2 separate regions of the Homo sapiens genome follow, and region 1 is linked to region 2. A link is a contact called in ENCODE Hi-C or POLR2A ChIA-PET data. All regions are on one chromosome and are shown on one strand. Each heading gives the region's core, a stretch centred on a gene start or an enhancer-like site at or near the end of the contact. The rest is flanking DNA. Distances are from core to core; before and after follow the strand shown.

The links. A loop is a pair of places that touch in the nucleus more often than their neighbours do. ChIA-PET counts read pairs that join two places held with the same protein, here RNA polymerase II (POLR2A). Pooled maps may share reads with other maps.
Region 1: a loop to region 2 is called in a map of endothelial cell of umbilical vein, with 2.3 times the contacts of the local background. The contact joins two enhancer-like sites. A Hi-C loop is called at or near these places in 7 of 168 maps with a recorded cell type or tissue (Caco-2, HepG2, Right ventricle myocardium inferior and 4 more) and 5 of 50 pooled maps. POLR2A ChIA-PET finds 5 or more read pairs at or near these places in 5 of 52 experiments (CD8-positive, alpha-beta T cell, Caco-2, H1 and 2 more).

What each region holds. Positions count from the first base shown.
Region 1 is chr12:62,902,007-62,904,706 of GRCh38, reverse strand. The region is part of intron 1 of PPM1H (protein phosphatase, Mg2+/Mn2+ dependent 1H); the gene reads left to right. Among named protein-coding and RNA genes, the nearest start is that of PPM1H, 32 kb to the left of the region's middle. Within about 2 kb of position 1,411, at least 2 of the 41 ENCODE cell types and tissues checked have a DNase peak (open chromatin) inside an H3K27ac peak, as active enhancers do; they include endothelial cell of umbilical vein, where a contact is called at or near this core.
Region 2 is chr12:62,864,734-62,867,865 of GRCh38, reverse strand. The region is part of intron 1 of PPM1H (protein phosphatase, Mg2+/Mn2+ dependent 1H); the gene reads left to right. The region is part of intron 2 of LOC105369795 (a long non-coding RNA gene); the gene reads right to left. Among named protein-coding and RNA genes, the nearest start is that of PPM1H, 69 kb to the left of the region's middle. RefSeq lists an enhancer at 1,267-2,096. Within about 2 kb of position 1,430, at least 6 of the 41 ENCODE cell types and tissues checked have a DNase peak (open chromatin) inside an H3K27ac peak, as active enhancers do; they include endothelial cell of umbilical vein, where a contact is called at or near this core.

The sequences.
Region 1 (2,700 bases), core at 162-2,661, 37 kb before region 2:
ACCTCCGTAGCTTTAAAATGTCTTTATTTCACTTCAAGGGTGGAAATTCCTCCTGCCTTTACTTTCATTGCCTGGCATCTGACAGCAATCCTTTTGCCCATATCTCATAACAAAACATATGGCACCGTTCTGTCTACTGGTCAGTTTCTTCGTTTCTTAGAAGGGCCCATGAAGCCGTCGGGTGCAGCATTGTAAGAAAATATGGCATTGTGTTCACTGATCTATAAGAAATATTTACAGGGAGTTCGAGGTCAGCCTGGGCAATATGGAGAAAGCCCATCTCTACAAAAAATAAAAGAAAATTAGCCAAGCATCATGATGTGTGCCTACGGTCCCTGCTACTCAGAGGCTGAGGTGGGAGGATTGCTTGAGCCTGGGAGGTGGAGGTTGCAGTGAGCCAAGATCATGCCACTGCACTCCAGCCTGGGCAACAGAGTGAGACTCTTTCTCAAAGAAAAAAAAAAATTTATGAAGAACTAATTTTGTACCCCACAGCTCTGTTTGTGGGCCTTTTTGTTACTAGATTACTTTTTTGTTTTAATGCTTTATGTAATGTAGCCTTTTTGAAGGCTTCTTCAATGGTATCTCGGTTCCCTACAAGAAATACCAACAGTGAATGTAATTCCTTTGAAGTGAAGGCAATATGACAGCCTTAACCATTTCGACTTCGTATTACGTTTCTCTATCCTGTTCTTTTTATGGTATGAGGTTTCATCAGTCACTAAGATTTGCTATTACAGGGTGACTCTAAAAAAATAAATCGACCCTTTCAGAAATGTATTACCCATTAATTAGATTAAATATGAACATCAGTGTACACCAAATTTTGCAGCTGCCTTTCTATTTCTCAGTTCTCTTCTAGAAACTGAAGCCTCCCTTACAAATATATTTTGACTGAATGTTCATATATAACCTAGTTATTGAATAACATTTATTGAAATGTTCAATTCTTTTAGACCCCCACCCCACTCCCCCACCCCATGGCAACTAGACACAGTACTGGTTACTTAGTACACATAAGGTTTGCAAATCTTAAGTAAAGTTGATTATTCGTGTCTTATGTTTTCTGCCATTGAAGGAATTGGCGGTGGGTGGATATTTTCCATGATTTTCTGTCTGAGTGTATCTAAAATCACAGAGTTCTTGTGCTCAGTGGTTAAGGGACACCTGGCCCTCAGGCCTAGTTGTTACTTAACCAGAATTAATTTTATTCATCATTGTTATTTTCCTGTCCCTTCCTTCAAATATCACAAAAGCATTAAAATATGGAGGATGAGATTGCATCGCGGGTGGAAGTCTTAAAATAACATTTCAGGGTATTTCTGGACGGTGCATGTGCTTGACTTCCTGTTGCTTTGTCTTTAGCCAAGCTCTGTGTTCTCCTTTTAGAGTTTTTGCCACTGACACGCTTCCACCCCTTCACCAGCTGTTTTATCTTAATCTTAAAAGCATTAAAGAAGCTTTCAGACTTGATGTGGATGGAGGCATGTCTAAAGAAATGAACTGCACCAGCTACTTCAAATGGGAAAAACTTGGAATCTGGTAATGTCTGAATGCAGTGGCCATAAAGCTGGACTCTTGCCAGTGTATTATATTTTCTGTCCATGTGTCTCAGGAGGGGGTGACAACTCACATAGTGAGTTGTCCATATTGGGCAATATAATTGTGTCCTCCAAAAACCAGCAATTTGAGTACTACCTTAGTACCTTGTAAAAAAGCAGTGATCAAATACTTAGTCTAGTGGTATTAGTTCAACCCATTTGATGGGGCAGTATTCCATTTGCCATAGGAGATAGGCCTGTATGATTGCCTAAACTGTGGCTGGATGTTTCAAATCACAAGTGGGCCCTCCATCTAGAGTAGGGCCTCACTGCAACTATTTCCACTATCTTTCTTAGTACTACTCATAATTATTACAGTCATGAGAGCCTCAACCTATTATTGAGTCCTTCAGTATATGCCAGGCATTGGGCCAAGGGTTATACATGTATTATTTTAATTAATCCTTGAAGTAATTCAAAGTCAGGATTGTCACCATGTAGAAGAAGAATGGACCCTTAGAGATTAAATGACTTGTCCAAGGCCTCAGCCAACAAGGGGAAGAGTCAGGATTTTGACTCAGGTAGGCTACCCCCAGGGGCGGGGGGACCCCATGAGAGCCTTATCAGGCTGTGCTGAAGAAGGCTGAGTCCTGGGATCCAGAGCTTTGTCTGGAAAATGTTCCAGTGTTGGGCAGTCACAAACAGTGCTAAAGTATCTCAACTTTGTAAACTGTTTTAAAAATCCTAAATTTTTTTAAAAAGCTTTTATTTTTATTATTTTTTTATTTTATTATTATTATTATTATTATTTTGAGTTGGAGTCTTGCTCTTTTGCCCAGGCTGCAGTGCAATGGTGCGATCTCGGCTCACTGCAACCTCCGCCTCCCGGGTTTAAGTGATTCTCCTGCCTCAGCTTCCCAAGTAGCTGGGATGCCCACCACCACGACCGGCTAATTTTTGTATTTTTAGTAGAGACGGGGTTTCGCCATGTTGGACAGGCTGGTCTCGAACTCCTGACCTCGTGATCTGCCCACCTCAGTGTCCCAAAGTGCTGGGATTACAGGCATGGGCCACCGCGCCTGGCCAAAAAGCTTTTATTTTAAAGTGTTTCATATATTGGTTAGTCATCCCTCTGAATCGGTTTTAGAGGAACCCTTTA
Region 2 (3,132 bases), core at 181-2,680:
TCATAAGCAAATTCCAAAAGAACATTTGCTTTCTTTGCTGGATAAATGTACTCATAAGTCAAGACCATCCTGGCTAACACGGTGAAACCCCGTTTCTACTAAAAATACAGAAAAAAAAAAAATAGCCAGGTGTGGTGGCAGGCACCTGTAGTCCCAGCTATTTGGGAGGCTGAGGCAGGAGAATGGCGTGAATCCGGGAGGCGGAGCTTGCAGTGAGCCGAGATCGCGCCACTGCACTCCAGCCTGGGTGACAGAGTGAGACTCTGTCTCAAAAAAAAAAAAAAAAAAAAAAAAAAAAAAATAGTGCTCATAAGATGTATTTCAGGAGAGGAAGCTACTTTAAAGTCATTGTATCAGCTATGATGAGATCCTAGCGTGTTTTGTTTCCCTGCGGTTATATTTAGCACTAATATGGGTCTATGGGAGGAGGCAGGAAGGTGAATTCAGAAGGAAAGTAGGTAAGAGGGCAAAACAATCAAAGGGGAAAGTTTAAAGATACAAAGTTTGAAGGACCATTGCTCTGGTGTAAAATAGAATTTTCAGCACTTCTAATGTGCAGTAAGTGACTGATAAAGTAAATGACTGATTATCTGAAGTGAGGACCATGGAGATAAAGGCATTGAAGCTATGACTTAGCATTAGATTAGCACAGACAGATGAAAGTGTCAGCCAAATTTAATGCTCCAAATCCAGATCCTGTATTAATAATAAACTCTTCATAATCAGGAGACAGGTTACAAATTACCATGCACTGTCTTAAGTTCTGTAAGCATTCGAGGATCAACTCAGCTTTTTGGTACATTTTTCTGGGTTGTGAATGAGCCACAGGAAAGGCTGGAACTGGAGGTATTTCTTGAATAAACATTTGTGGAATGCCTGCTGTATGTGAAACCTTGAGGCAGGAGGGGGAAAGCATGGGGTGTGGGGTGGAAGGGAGCAGGGTAGAGAAATACTGATTAAGACTGGCCTTGAAGGAGCTCATCCCTAGGGATGAGCGTCATGGACTCAATTCTAAGTGACAGAATGGAGAAAGGGGAACAGTGCTGTACTAGTTATCTATTGCTGTACAGGTTATCCCAGTCTCAGTGGCCTAAAACAAGTATTTATTATGTCACACTGTTTCTGTGGGTCAGGAATCTGGGAGCGGCTTATCTGGGTATTTCTGGCTCAGCCTCTCATGAGGTTCCCATCCTGATATTAGCTGGAGTCATAGGCATCTGAAGATTTGACTGGTGCTGGAGGATCCTATCTGAAATGGCTCACTCCTGTGGTTGGCCAGTTAGTGCTAGTTTTTGGTAGGAAACCTCAGTTCTTTGCCGTGTGCCCTCATGACATAGTAGCTGACTTCCTCGTGGTGAATGATCCAAAAGAGCAAAGAGGAAGCCTTGATGTCTTTTACCACCTGTTTACACACTCTTCCTGCCACCATATTTTATAAACTAGATGCAAGTCATTAAGTCTTGCCCACACTTAGGAGGGAGGGAATTAGGCTTCACTTTTTGAAGGGATGGATGTCAAGGAATTTGTGAACAGGCTTTAAAACCACCAGAGGGGATAAGTGTAGATGTCAGGAAGTACCAAAGTCAGTGCTCCAAACCCTAGTCCTGGAGGAACTGGACAGGCTCTTTACCTCCCAGTGGGATAGCAAGACATCAAAAGGACAGGGTCGGGGAGCCCTGCTGAGATCAAGGGACACAGGAAGAAGAGAGTAAAAAAACAGCTTGACACAAGTCTCTTGGCTTTCCCTCTTCGCAGTTTCTTACTCCAATGACACCCCTCCCACATCTGACATAACTAGACTGCTTGGAAGAGAATGCTTGGAGTTCACCACAGACGTTGGCTTGTATAAATGCATGCTGAGAAAAAGCTCTTTTGCTGAGCTGGAAGTTTAGGGAATTTATAAACTGAGCTGGGACCCAATAGTCGCTGTGGCTACTTATGCATTAAGTGGTTACTACTGGTCAAGAACAATTTGGGTGTTTAACTGGGTCTTATAGGGAGTCTGAAAAATATACTTTTTAATATTCTCTTTACCTAGAAAGAGAAACCTGTTAGAAGTGAGCCCTTTAGGCCAGGCATGGTGGCTCAGGCCTGTAATCCCAGCACTGTGGGAGGCCAAGGCAGGTGGATCATTTGATCCCAGGGTTCGAGACCAGCCTGGGCAACATGGCAAAACCCCATCTCTACTAGAAATAAAAAAAATTAGCAGGACGTGGTGGCACATGCCTGTAGTCCCAGCTACTCAGGAGGCTGAGACATGAGAATAGCTTGAGCCCGGGAGACGGAGGTTAAGTGAGACCTTTAATAATCTAGAAGAGATTTTAAAAAAATGACAAAGGGCCAGAAAAAATGATCCAGAGAGAATACAGTTGGAATTCAAGTGAGGGTGAAGTTCCTAGTGGGAAGGTTTGAGAGCAGGGAGGTCAAAACTAGGAGCTGAACCCTGAAGGGCATGTGGAGACTAGAGAGACAGAGGAGGGGAGGATATTACAGACAGTGACGGTGATGGGGTGGAGGGAAGGAACCACATGAATAAATGTGTCTCTGGATGGCAGTTTGTGGGATGGTTGGAAGCCAGCTGCTTGGACAGAGAGTTATTCTGGGGAGCTGAGGAGATCTGGTGACGTCTTTCTGAAAAGCTTGGACCAGATCCTTGTCAGGCTACTAAATAAAATGAAAGGACACCTTCTTAGGAGGGGCTTCTTTGCAATCCCTCCCTAGTGACAGACATAGTCTTCACTCTTAATTGGAGAGAATGAGCAAAAGGAAAAATAATTATCCACAGGATTTGGCCAGCCAGCCAAGTGCTCTTTCCCTCTGCCGAGAGAGAATTCATTTGGCCCTAATGAGGAGTGGACATTTAAGTATTATTGGCAGTTTATCATTTCTCATTGTGATTGCTCAAATTATCATCTTAAAGCTTCACCTTTAAAAAGTAATAATCCTAAAATAGTCTATTGAGGCCTTTTGGACTTCAAAAGTATTTTCAAAGGTCATGCAGGGGAAACAGTTTACTCAAATTTGTGCCATTTCTTGTAGGCTTAGCTTAAGGGAACTTGAGTTGCATATTGAAAGCAAGTTTCTCATAAAAACATTTTACTCATATTGTACCTGTGTGTGTGAATCTGTTCC